Regions from separate parts of the Homo sapiens genome. Here region 1 is linked to region 2. Evidence: read pairs that join two places in POLR2A ChIA-PET (ENCODE). Cell type or tissue: GM12878. All regions are shown on one strand. Links, peaks and the distances in the headings refer to the core of each region. The heading gives the core; the rest is flanking DNA. Region 1 holds the start of NME4 (NME/NM23 nucleoside diphosphate kinase 4). Region 2 overlaps FAM234A (family with sequence similarity 234 member A).

What was found. ChIA-PET counts read pairs that join two places held together with the same protein. Peaks named below come from ENCODE experiments on the same cell type or tissue, not always from the same donor. Only the 100,000 strongest peaks of a DNase experiment are listed, where the experiment ranks them.
Region 1: POLR2A ChIA-PET joins it to region 2 with 5 read pairs; 14 of 35 experiments call an interaction of 5 or more read pairs at or near these places.

The regions. Positions count from the first base shown.
Region 1 is chr16:392,508-397,987 of GRCh38, reverse strand. It overlaps NME4 (NME/NM23 nucleoside diphosphate kinase 4), which reads right to left and starts at 789. Exons shown (of 5, transcript NM_005009.3): 1 at 675-789. The coding sequence starts at 765. LOC100134368 (a long non-coding RNA gene) reads right to left here. Exons shown (of 3, transcript NR_024453.2): 3 at 5,028-5,480. RefSeq lists silencers at 159-228, 369-858 and an enhancer at 1,149-1,198. In GM12878, for the core only: no CTCF peak of the experiment used is centred there; no DNase peak of the experiment used is centred there; H3K4me3 peaks cover 907 bases; H3K27ac peaks cover 388 bases.
Region 2 is chr16:238,807-244,027 of GRCh38, reverse strand. All of the region lies in intron 1 of FAM234A (family with sequence similarity 234 member A), which reads right to left. Among named protein-coding and RNA genes, the nearest start is that of FAM234A, 6.6 kb to the right of the region's middle. In GM12878, for the core only: no CTCF peak of the experiment used is centred there; no DNase peak of the experiment used is centred there; H3K27ac peaks cover 687 bases.

The DNA.
Region 1 (5,480 bases), core at 174-5,173, 150 kb before region 2:
TTCCCCCAAAACCCAGTTTGCAGGGCGCCTTGTGTAGCCTGGGGCTCTGCTGCGGCTGGTGCGGGCATTGCAGGCGGCGGCTCACTTTTCAGAGCCGATGGAGGGAGCCCTGGGACATGGATCGTCCTGTGAGGTGGCAGCTGGGGGGGCCGGGCAGCGGCGGGGCCGGGGACTTGGGGCCTGACGTCCCAGTCAGATTCTGGCCTAACTTGGCCTTCAGCGAACGCCCCAGCGGAGCGGCTCCCCCCACCCCCACCCCCCGACTCCCTCACCCCCCCACACCCCCACCCCCACCCCCCGACTCCCTCACCCCCCCACACCCCCACCCCCACCCCGGCCGGGAGACCCCCTCCCCGCCCAGTGCTGCAGCCGGCCTCTGCCTTCCTTGCGCTCCCGGGCCCTCGGTCGCCCCGGACCCGCCCAGGCTGCCAACTCGCCGGGCGCCTGCAGCCTGGGGCCTGGGGAGGCGAGAAGGAGCCGCAGAGCCGGACGGGCACTGGAGGGGCGTGCGGGTGCGAGCCGGCGCCTTCCCCAACTCGGACGGACCCCGCAGCCCGCGCCCCGAGGCCTCTGGGGGAGTCGGACCCCAGCCCGCACGTGCGCGCACAAAGGCCGAGCGGCGCGCGCCCCTTCCTCCCCTCCGCGTCCCCGCCGGGGCGCGCGGCCCCACTCACCCGAGCCGTGGCGCACTAGCAGGCTCGGGCCCGGGGCCCGCGGGCCGCAGCGCAGCCCCCGCAGCGCGGAGCGCCAGAAGAGGCCGCCCATGACGCCCGGCCCGCGGGCCGCTGTGAGCGCGAGGAGCGGGCGCGGAGGGCGGTGCCAGCCCGAGACCCGCCCCCGCCCGCCCGGGAGCCCCCCGCCGCCCCGGAGCCCCCCGCCGCCCCGGACCCCCGTGGCCCGGCGCTCACGGGGGAAATGTTCAACGCCAATTTCTGTTAAAAATCAGAAGAAAAAACAAAATAATAATGAATCCTTCTCGAATTGCATTCGTCTTTACACCGACGCAACCGTTAACTATCGTTTTAACGCTTTCCCACGGAGGAAGGCCCACTCGGGAGGCTGAGGCAGGAGGATCGCGTGAGCCCAGGAGATTGAGGCTGCAGTGAGCTGTGACTGCACCGCTGCACTCCAGCCTGAGCAATAGAGCAAGACTCTGTCTCAAAAATAAATTCACGGACCAAAAGGAGGTCTAGAAGCCCTGGTCTGAGCCCCCTCCAATGGAGGGTGAAATTCCCACGTGAGCCCCAGGGCGGGAGAAGGAGGCGCTCCGGAGACGCTGACTCTGCGGCCAGGACGAGTAGGCGGGACTACAGACCCGCGCCACCACAACCAGCTAATATTTTAATTTTTTGTAGAGATGGGGCCTCCCTATGTTGCCCATGCTGGTCTCAAACTCCTGGGATCAAGAAATCCTCCTGCCTTGGCTTCCCAAGGTGCTGGGATTACAGATGTGAGCCTGGTCTGTGAATTTGAATGGGGAAAAATCCGACCTTTATTCTCAAATGGCCTCTGATGTGACTGCATTCCTCTAATTCATTCAATTGCGGATATAAGGAAGAAGCCACATTCATAGTTGCAGGGCCTGTGACTTTGTCACCAACAGAATTCACAGGTACGGTAATATTTGGGTAGATAGCACAGCATGCTACTATTTGAAATGGTTAGGTCTCCCACTGCTAGAACTTACTTAATGAGTCTTGAAAAAGCCTGTTCTTTTTGCTGCTATTGTGAATGGAATTGTTTTCTTATTTGAATTGTCCATTGCAAGTGTATAACAGACAATTGAGGTTTGTTTGTTTTCAGACAGAGTGTCGCTCTTGTTGCCCAGGCTGGAGTGCAATAATGGCATATCTCTGCTCACTGCAGCCTCCGCCTCCCAGGTTCAAGCAGTTATCCTGCCTCAGGCTCCCGAGTAGATGGAATTACAGGAGCTTGCCACCACACCTGGCTGGTGTTTTTTTTTATTTTTAGTAGAGACGGGGTTTCGCCATGTTGGCCAGGCTGGTCTCAAACTCGTGGCCTCAGGTGATCCACCCGCCTTGGCCTCCCAAAGGGCTGGGATTACAGGCGTGAGCCACCACGCCTGGCCAACAATTGAGCTTTGTGTATTGATCTTGTATCCTGCAAGCCTTCCAAATGCATTTATTAGTTCTAATAGTTTTTAATTAATTCCTTGGGAATTTCTTTGTATAAGATTGTGTCATATGGAGCGGGGCACACTGGCTCATGTCTGTAATCCCAGCACTTTGGGAGCCCGAGGCGAGCGGATCACGAGGTCAGGAGTTCAAGACCAGCCTGGTCAACGTGGTGAAACCCCGTCTCTACTAAAAATACAAAAATTAGCTGGACATGGTGGTGCATGCCTGTAATCCCAGCTACTCAGGAGGCTGAGGCAGGAGAATGGCTTGAACCCAGGAGGTGGAGCTCACAATGAGCCGAGAGCATGCCACTGCACTCCAGCCTGGGCAACAGAGCAAGACTCTGTCTCAAAAAAAAAAAAAAAAAGAAAAGAAAAAACATCATGTCATATGGGAATAGAGACGGTTTCAGTTCTTTCTTTCCAATCTGAATGCCTTTTATTTTATTTTCTTGTCTAGTTGCTCTGACTAGAATTTGCAGTACTATGGTATAAAGAAGTGACTTTCTTTCTTTTTAGAGGCTGGACTCTTGCTCAGGCCTATTATCCCAACAATTTGGGAAGCTGAGGCAGGAGGATCACATAAGCCCAGGAGTTTGAGACTAGCCAGGGCAATATAGCAAGACCCTGTCTCTTGAAAAAAAATAGTAAATAAACAAAAAATATATGAGTGAAGTGTATAGTATGTCAATTGTATCCCAATAAAGCTATTGCAAAAAGGAAAAAGCAGATATTACTATAGCGTACTCTGTTTTTTTTTTGAGACGAAGTCTCACTCTGTCACCCAGGTTGGAGTGCAGTGGCGCGATCTCGGCTCACTGCAAGCTCCGCCTCCCGGGTTCACGCCATCCTCCTGCCTCAGCCTCCAGCTGGGACTATAGGCGCCTGCCACCACGCCTGGCTAATTTTTTTTTTTTTTTGTATTTTTAGTAGAGACGGGGTTTCACCATGTTAGCCAGGATGGTCTCGATCTCCTGACCTTGTGATCTGCCCGCCTCAGCCTCCCAAAGTGCTGGGATTACAGGCATGAGCCACCGCGCCCGGCCACTATATCGTACATTTTTTAATGTTTTATTTTTGTTTTTTTAGCAACAGGGTCTCGTTCTGTCACCTGGGCTGGAGTGCAGTGGTGCAGTCATAGCTCAACTGCAGCCTTCACCTCCCAGCCTCAAGCGATCCTCCTGCCTCAGCCTCCCCAGTAACTAGGAAAACAGGCCTGAGCCACCGCACTTGGCCTAAAATATTTTGTTTTTGTTTTTGTTTTTGTTTTTGAGATGGAGTCTCACTCTGTTGCCAGGCTGGAGTGCAGTGGTGTAATCCTGGCTCACTGCAACCTCCGCCTCCCAATTCAAGCGATTCTCCTGCCTCAGCCTCCTGAGTAGCTGAGATTACAGGCACGCGCCACCACACCCGGCTAATTTTTGTTTTTTAGTAGAGATGGGGTTTCACCATGTTGGCCAGGATGGTCTCGATCTCTTGACCTTGTGATCAACCCGCCTTGGCCTCCCAAAGTGATGGGATTACGGGTGTGAGCCACCACGCCCCGCTGCCTAAAATATTTTGTTTGTTTGTTGGTGAGACATCGTCTTACTCTGTTGCCCAGGCTGGAGTGCAAGGGCATGATCTCAGCTCACTGCAACCCCCACCTCCTGGGTTCAAGCAATTCTCCTGCCTCAGCCTCCCGAGTAGCTGGGATTACAGGTGCTCGCCACCACACCCAGCTAATTTTTTGTATTCTTAGTATAGACAGGGTTTCGCCATGTTGGCCAGTCTGGTCTCGAACTCCTGACCTCAGGCGATACACCCACCGCAGCTTCCTAAAGTGCTGGGATTACAGGTGTGAGCCACTGCGCCCGGCCTGGCCTACAATATTTTGATAATTTATTTCAGTATAGTTTTTTATATTTTTATTTCCTTGTATTTTATTTTGCACATTAAAAACATGCTGAGACTGGGCGCAGTGGCTCGCGCCTGTCATCCCAGCACTTTAGGAAGCTGCGGTGGGTGTATCGCCTGAGGTCAGGAGTTCGAGACCAGACTGGCCGACATGGCGAAACCCTGTCTATACTAAAAATACAAAAAATTAGCTGGGTGTGGTGGCATGCACCTGTAATCCCAGCTACTCGGGAGGCTGAGGCAGGAGAATCCCTTGAACCCGGGAGGCAGAGGTTGCAGTGAGCTGAGATCGTGCCCTTGCACTCCAGCCTGGGTGACAGAACAAGACTCCATCTTAAAAAAAGAAAAAAAAAATTATGCTGGGCCGGACGAGGTGGCTCATGCCTGTCATCGCAGCACTTTGGGAGGCTGAGGCGGGTGGATCACCTGAGGTTGGGAGTTTGAGACCAGCCTGACCAACATGGAGAAACCCTGTCTCTACTAAAAATATAAAATTAGCCGGGCCTGGTGGCAGGTGCCTGTAATCCGAGCTACTTGGGAGGCTGAGGCAGGAGAATTGCTTGACCCTGGGAGGCGGAGGTTGCTGTGAGCTGAGATTGTGTTATGGCACTGCAGGCTGGTAGACAGAGCAAGACTCTGTCTCAATAAATAAATAAATAAATAACTCTCTTGGCCAGGCGTGATGGGATGGTTCACACCTGTACTCTTAGCACTGTGGGAGGCAGAGGTTGGAGGATCACTTGAGGCCAGGAGTTTGAGACCAGCCTGGGAAACATAGTGAAACCTGTCTCTACAAAAAAATAAAAAATTAGCGGGGCGTGTTGGTGTGCGCCTGTATTTCCAGCTACCGGGAAGGCTGAGGTGGGAAGATTGCTTGAGCCCAAGAGGTCCAGGCTGGATTGAGCTGTGATCGCACCACTGCACTCAGCCTGGGCAACAGAATGAGACCCTGTCTCAAAACAAAACAAAAAAGAACTCTCGTAACTCAACAAGAAAAGCAAAACCCAGTTCATTTCCTTGTGTAATGCCTACCCCTTGAGTGTGGACCATGCCTGGTGACTGACTTCTGACACAGCAAAAGAGACGGAGTGTCACTTTCACAATCTGGTCACCAAAGACTGCAGCTGCTGCTGCTCCGCCACCTCCTGGGAGAAGCAGCTCCCCTGTTGTGAGCAGCCCTGTGCGGAGGCCCCCATGACAAGGAACTGATGTTTCTGGCCAAAAGCAACATAGGTGGGCTTAGAAGTGAATCTGCAGGAGGCTGAGGCAGGAGGATTGCTGGAGCCCAGGAGGTTGATGCTGCAGTGAGCAGTGATTGTGCCACTGCACTCCAGGCTGGACAACAGAGCGAGATCCCATCTCTTAAAAAAAAAAAAAAAAAGTGGGCGTGGTGCAGTGGCTCACACCTGTAATCCCAGCACCTAGCTAGGCCAAGGTGGGCAGATCA
Region 2 (5,221 bases), core at 1-5,000:
CACTGCACTCCAGCCTGGGTGACAGAGCAAGACTCCGACTCAAAAAAAAAAAAAATCATTTTCCTTTCCACTGTGGGGAAAAAACGGATATGCACAGCATTTATAACAATACTCCCCAAATACTTACCTGAGCAAATGCCAGAGTTTAAAAGGGGTCGTCTCCAAAGTCAGACAATGTGGTGACAATGAAAATGCCCCAAGGGGTGGGAACTCTTACTGCTATACAGCCTCTGCACATGCTTTCACACCGGCCTGGCCACAGAAAAGGGGTGTGTGTTTAACACGAATAAGGCCTGTCTTTGGAAAATTAAAAAGCTGGTCAGGAATTCCTTCACAGGATCTCCAGGTAAGACTTCCTTTTTGGAAACTTGACTGAGCCACCAGAAATAGGGGTAGTTATTAAAAGCCACAACGGCAAGGCAGCCAAAGCCAGGCAGTTCATGATTCAACCAGTTTGCAAATAAAGACACCATGAGACAGGTCCAAAGATTTGCTCATCAACAGCAAGAAGATACCAATGTTTTTCTCTACTGCGGTCATTAAAAATACCAGGAGCCGTAGCCAGAGCTTCAGGAACCTGACTGGCAGAGAAAATCCCCATGGACCCAGGTCAGAGAGACTTGAGCAGGGCACTGTCCTTGCTCTACTTTAGCATCCATACCATTGACCACAGAGAGTCAGGCCATGTGGCTATTTAAAAAAACAGAAAACAGAACTCAACAAGCTAATAACCAAAAATTTAACTTCATGGCCGGGCAGGGTGGTTCACGCCTATAATCCTAGTGCTTTGGGAGGCTGAGGCAGGAGGATGACTTGAGGCCAGGTGTTCGAGACCAGTCTGGGCAACATGGGGAGACCCCATCTCTACAAAAAGTAAAATAAAATTAGGTGTAGTGGCATGTGCTTGTAGTCCCAGCTACCTGGGAGGCTGAGGTGGGAGGTTAGCTTGAGCCCAAGAGGTTGAGGCTGCAGTGAGCTGTGATCATTATCACTACATTCCAGTTTGGGCAACAGAGTGAGACCTTGTTTCAAAAAAAAAAAAAAAAGTGAGGGCTCAGAAAGAAAAGAAAATTTGTCAATACAATACGTATTAATTAAGGTAAAAGACCTGACACGGGATGGGCGTGGTAGCTCACGCCTGTAATCCCAGCACTTTGGGAGGCTGAGGTGGGTGGATCGCAAGGTCAGGAGTTCGAGACCAATTTGGCCAACATGGTGAAACTCCATCTCTACTAAAAATACAAAAAATTAACCAGGCGTGGTGATGTGCATCAGTAATCCCAGCTACTCAGGAGGCTGAGGCAGGAGAATCGCTTGAACCCGGGGGGCAGAGGTTGCAGTGAGCTGAGATAGCGCCATTGCACTCCAGCCTGGACGACAGAGCGAGACTCTGTCTCAGAAAAAAAAAAAAAAAAGGAGCTGACACCAAGAATAACTTGAAGAAAGAAAGATAAACACAATACCTCATATATGGTTATTCAAACGGATTATTCCCCTGGCCTACAGAACTATCAGTAAGCCCGCGGTGACTCGTGCCTATAAACCCAGCATTTTGGGAGGCCGAGGTGGACAGATCACTGGAGGACAGGAGTTCAAGACCAGGCTGGCCAACATGGTGAAACCCCGACTCTACTAAAAATACAAAATTAGGTGGGTATGTTGGTGTCTGCCTATAGTCTCAGCTACTGGGAAGGCTGAAGCACGAGAATCACTTCAGCCTGGGAGGTAGGGGATGTGGTGAGCCAAGATCGTACTACTGCACTCCAGCCCGGGTGATAGACCAAGACTCTGTCTCAAAAAAAAGGACTATCGGTAAACCAGCTGTCCACTCTAGGCCACTGAGGCTGCCACACCTATCTGTCCTCCAGGGAGTCCACAGGCTACCCAGTCCTGAGTGGAAACTCTGATTAGGGGGAAGAACAAAACAATCCAGCAGTAGTTTGCACAGCTCATTAACATTTCGGCAGGGGTGGGGCAGGAATACCACAGTCCATGCAGAAAGGAAGTGACAGGTCTCTCCCTTTTCTCCAAGAGTTCTTTCTCTAAGAAGTTTACTGAGTCACAGAGAACAGAAAATAAAAACAAAAGTCTCATTCTAATTGCCTTTTTTTTTTTTTTTTTTGAGACGTTGTCTCGCTCTGTCGCCCAGGCTGGAGTGCAGTGGTGCAATCTTGGCTCACTGCAACCTCCGCCTCCTGGTTTCAAGCCTCAGCCTCCCCAGTAGCTGGGACTACAGGTGCCCGCCACCAAGCCCGGCTAATTTTTTGTATTTTTAGTAGAGATGGGGTTTCACTGTGTTAGCCAGGATGGTCTCGATCTGCTGACCTCGTGATCCGCCCGCCTCGGCCTCCCAAAGTGCTGGGATTACAGGCCTGAGCCACCGCGCCCGGCCTCTAATTTTTTTAATTGCAGAAATTTGATGAAAACTTTTTTTTTTTTGACACAGGGTCTTGCTCTGTTGCCCAGGCTGGAATGAAGTGGTGCAATCATGGCTCACTGCAGCCTTGAATCCCCGGGCTCAAGAGATCCTCCCGCCTCAGGCTCCCCAGTAGCTGGGAGCACAGGCATGCACCAGCTAATTTTTGTTCAGCTAATCTTTAAATTTTTTGTAGAAATGAGAGCCTCACTATGTTGCCCAGGCTCCTCTGTAACTCCTGGGTTCATGTGATCCTCCCACCTCTGCCTCCCGAAGTGCTAGAATGACAGGTGTGAACCACCGTGCCCAGCCTGAAGCAGACAGCTTTTTTTTTTTCTTTCTTTTTGTGTAGACCTCCTCTGCGGTCAAGATAAGTGTTTTAAGGCTAGGCACAGTAGCATACATTTGTAATCCCAGCAACTTCGGGAGGCTACAGCAGGAGGCAGGAAGATCACTCGAGCGCAGGAGTTCGAGACCAGCCTGGGCAACATGACAAAACCCTACCTCCACAAAAAAATACAAAAACTAGCCGGGTATGGTGGTATGTGCCTCTAGTCCCAGCTGTGCGAGAGACTGAGGTTCCCTTGAGCCTGGGAGGTGAGCGGAGATCACACCACTGCATTCCAGTCTAGGCAACAGGGCAAGACCCTGTCTCAAAAAAAAGAGAAGAAAACAGTGTTTTAAATGGATAAAATATTTAGTTAATATTTAGAGGAAAACTATGATTATAGATTAATGTTACTATCTAGTTTCACCAGTTAGAAACAGAAACTGAAAAGATTTTGTCAATGGATTAAAAATAATAAGCCCAGCTGGGTGTGGTAGCTCACAACTGTAATCTCAGCACTTTAGGAGGCCTAGGCGGCTGGATCACTTGAGGTCAGGAGTGCGAGACCAACCTGGCCAACATTGTGAAACCCCATCTCTACTAAAAGTACAAAAATTAGCCGGCGTGGTGGCACGCGCCTGTAGTCCCAGCTACTAGGGAGGCTGAGGCAGGAGTATCGCTTTAACCAAGGAGGCAGAGGTTGCAGTGAGCTGAGATCGCACCATTGTACTCCAGCCTTGGCAACAAGAGCAAGACTCTGTCTCAAAAAAAAAAAAAAAAATACACCCAGATGCAGCGGCTCAAGCCTTAAATAAGTTTGGGGTGACCCCCACTGACCCTGGTTAACCACACTCCACCCCAGAGAACTCAGTATTTTTCTTTCAAAGCACTCATCATACTTCTCTTACCTGGCAGAAAGAAAGCTATTTAAGGCCAGGAAGATGTCTGCTGTGTCCCCTGAGCCAAATGGATGAAAGAGAACTTAAAAGACAAGTAAGATAACTCACAATCAAGATCTGAATTTTCCGACAGACTTCATCATCCATAATCACTAACCAATCTTGTAGCGAGTGTGCCCAAATGCTTGTCCCCAAATCCAGCTGCTATACACACAAATGACTTAAGAAATGTATTTACACAATGTGGCTGTGTCACCACCAAGAACACGCTGGGCATTTGACAGCAATTCAACATGAGCTTCAGAGACACCCACAACAGCCAATGAGGCAGATGTTTCAGCTGAGCAAAGCAGATGTCAGACAAGGACAGCTACTGTGTCCAGTTGTTTACAGCAAGCAGCTATTTCTCTCTCCACCAAGAATAATCTCAAGACAAAGAACAGGCCCATAACCATTTTTCCAGAACCACTTTAAAGATCATGGTTCCATGACAAAGGCAAAAGTATCACAGCACATGCAGTCAGCACTCAAAAGCCCAAACACAAGTTCCTTTCCTTTGCAGAACTGAAAAACTTTTACAGTACTTGAGAAGGGCTCACAATGCCTCCTAAAAATAAGTTGAGGGCGAACAGCTGATAGGCAACTATTACACAGAATAAGTTTTGTAGTCTGTCCAGAAAATACCATGGAGTAAGCCTTTCTCCTGAATTCCAAGGCAGATTTCCTGCAACTCCCCCACAAATTAGTGTTAATTTTTTTTTTTTTTTTTTGAGACGGGGCCTAGCTGTGTCACCCAGGCTGGAGTGCAGTGGCGCAATCTCCACTCATTGCAAGCTCCGCCTCCTGGGTTCATGCCATTCTCCTGCCTCAGCCTCCCGAGTAGCTGGGACTACAGGTGCCCGCCACCACGTCCGACTAGTTTTTTTTGTATTTTTAGTAGAGACGGAGTTTCACCACGTTAGCCAGGATGGACTCGATCTCCTGACCTCGTGATCCACCCACCTCAGCCTCCCAAAGTGCTGGGATTACAGGCGTGAGCCACCGCATCCGGCACAATTTTTATTTATTTTTATTTTTATTTTCTTGAGTCAGAGTCTTGCTCTGTCGCCCAGGCTGGAATGTAGTGGTGCAATCTCAGCTCACTGCAACCTCTGCCTCCTGGGTTCAAGCGATTCTCCTGCCTCATCCTCCCGAGTAGCTGGGACTACAGGTGCCCGCCACTATGCCCGGCTAATTTTTTGTATTTTTTAGTAGAGACGGGGTTTCACTGTGTTAGCCAGGATGGTATTTTTTTTTTATTTTTGAGACGTAGGCTCGCTCTGTCGCCCAGGCTGGAGTGTAGCGGAGCGATCTCAGCTCACCGCAACCTCCGCCTCCTGGGTTCAAACAACTCTCCTGCCTCAGCCTCCTGAGTAGCTGGGACTACAGGCACGTGCCATGACACCCGGCTAATTTTTTTTTTTTTGTAGAGATGGGGTTTCACCATGTTAGCCAGGATAGTCTCGATCTCCTGACCTCGTGATCCACCCACCTCAGCCTCCCAAAGTGTTGGGATTACAGGCTTGAGCCACCACGCCC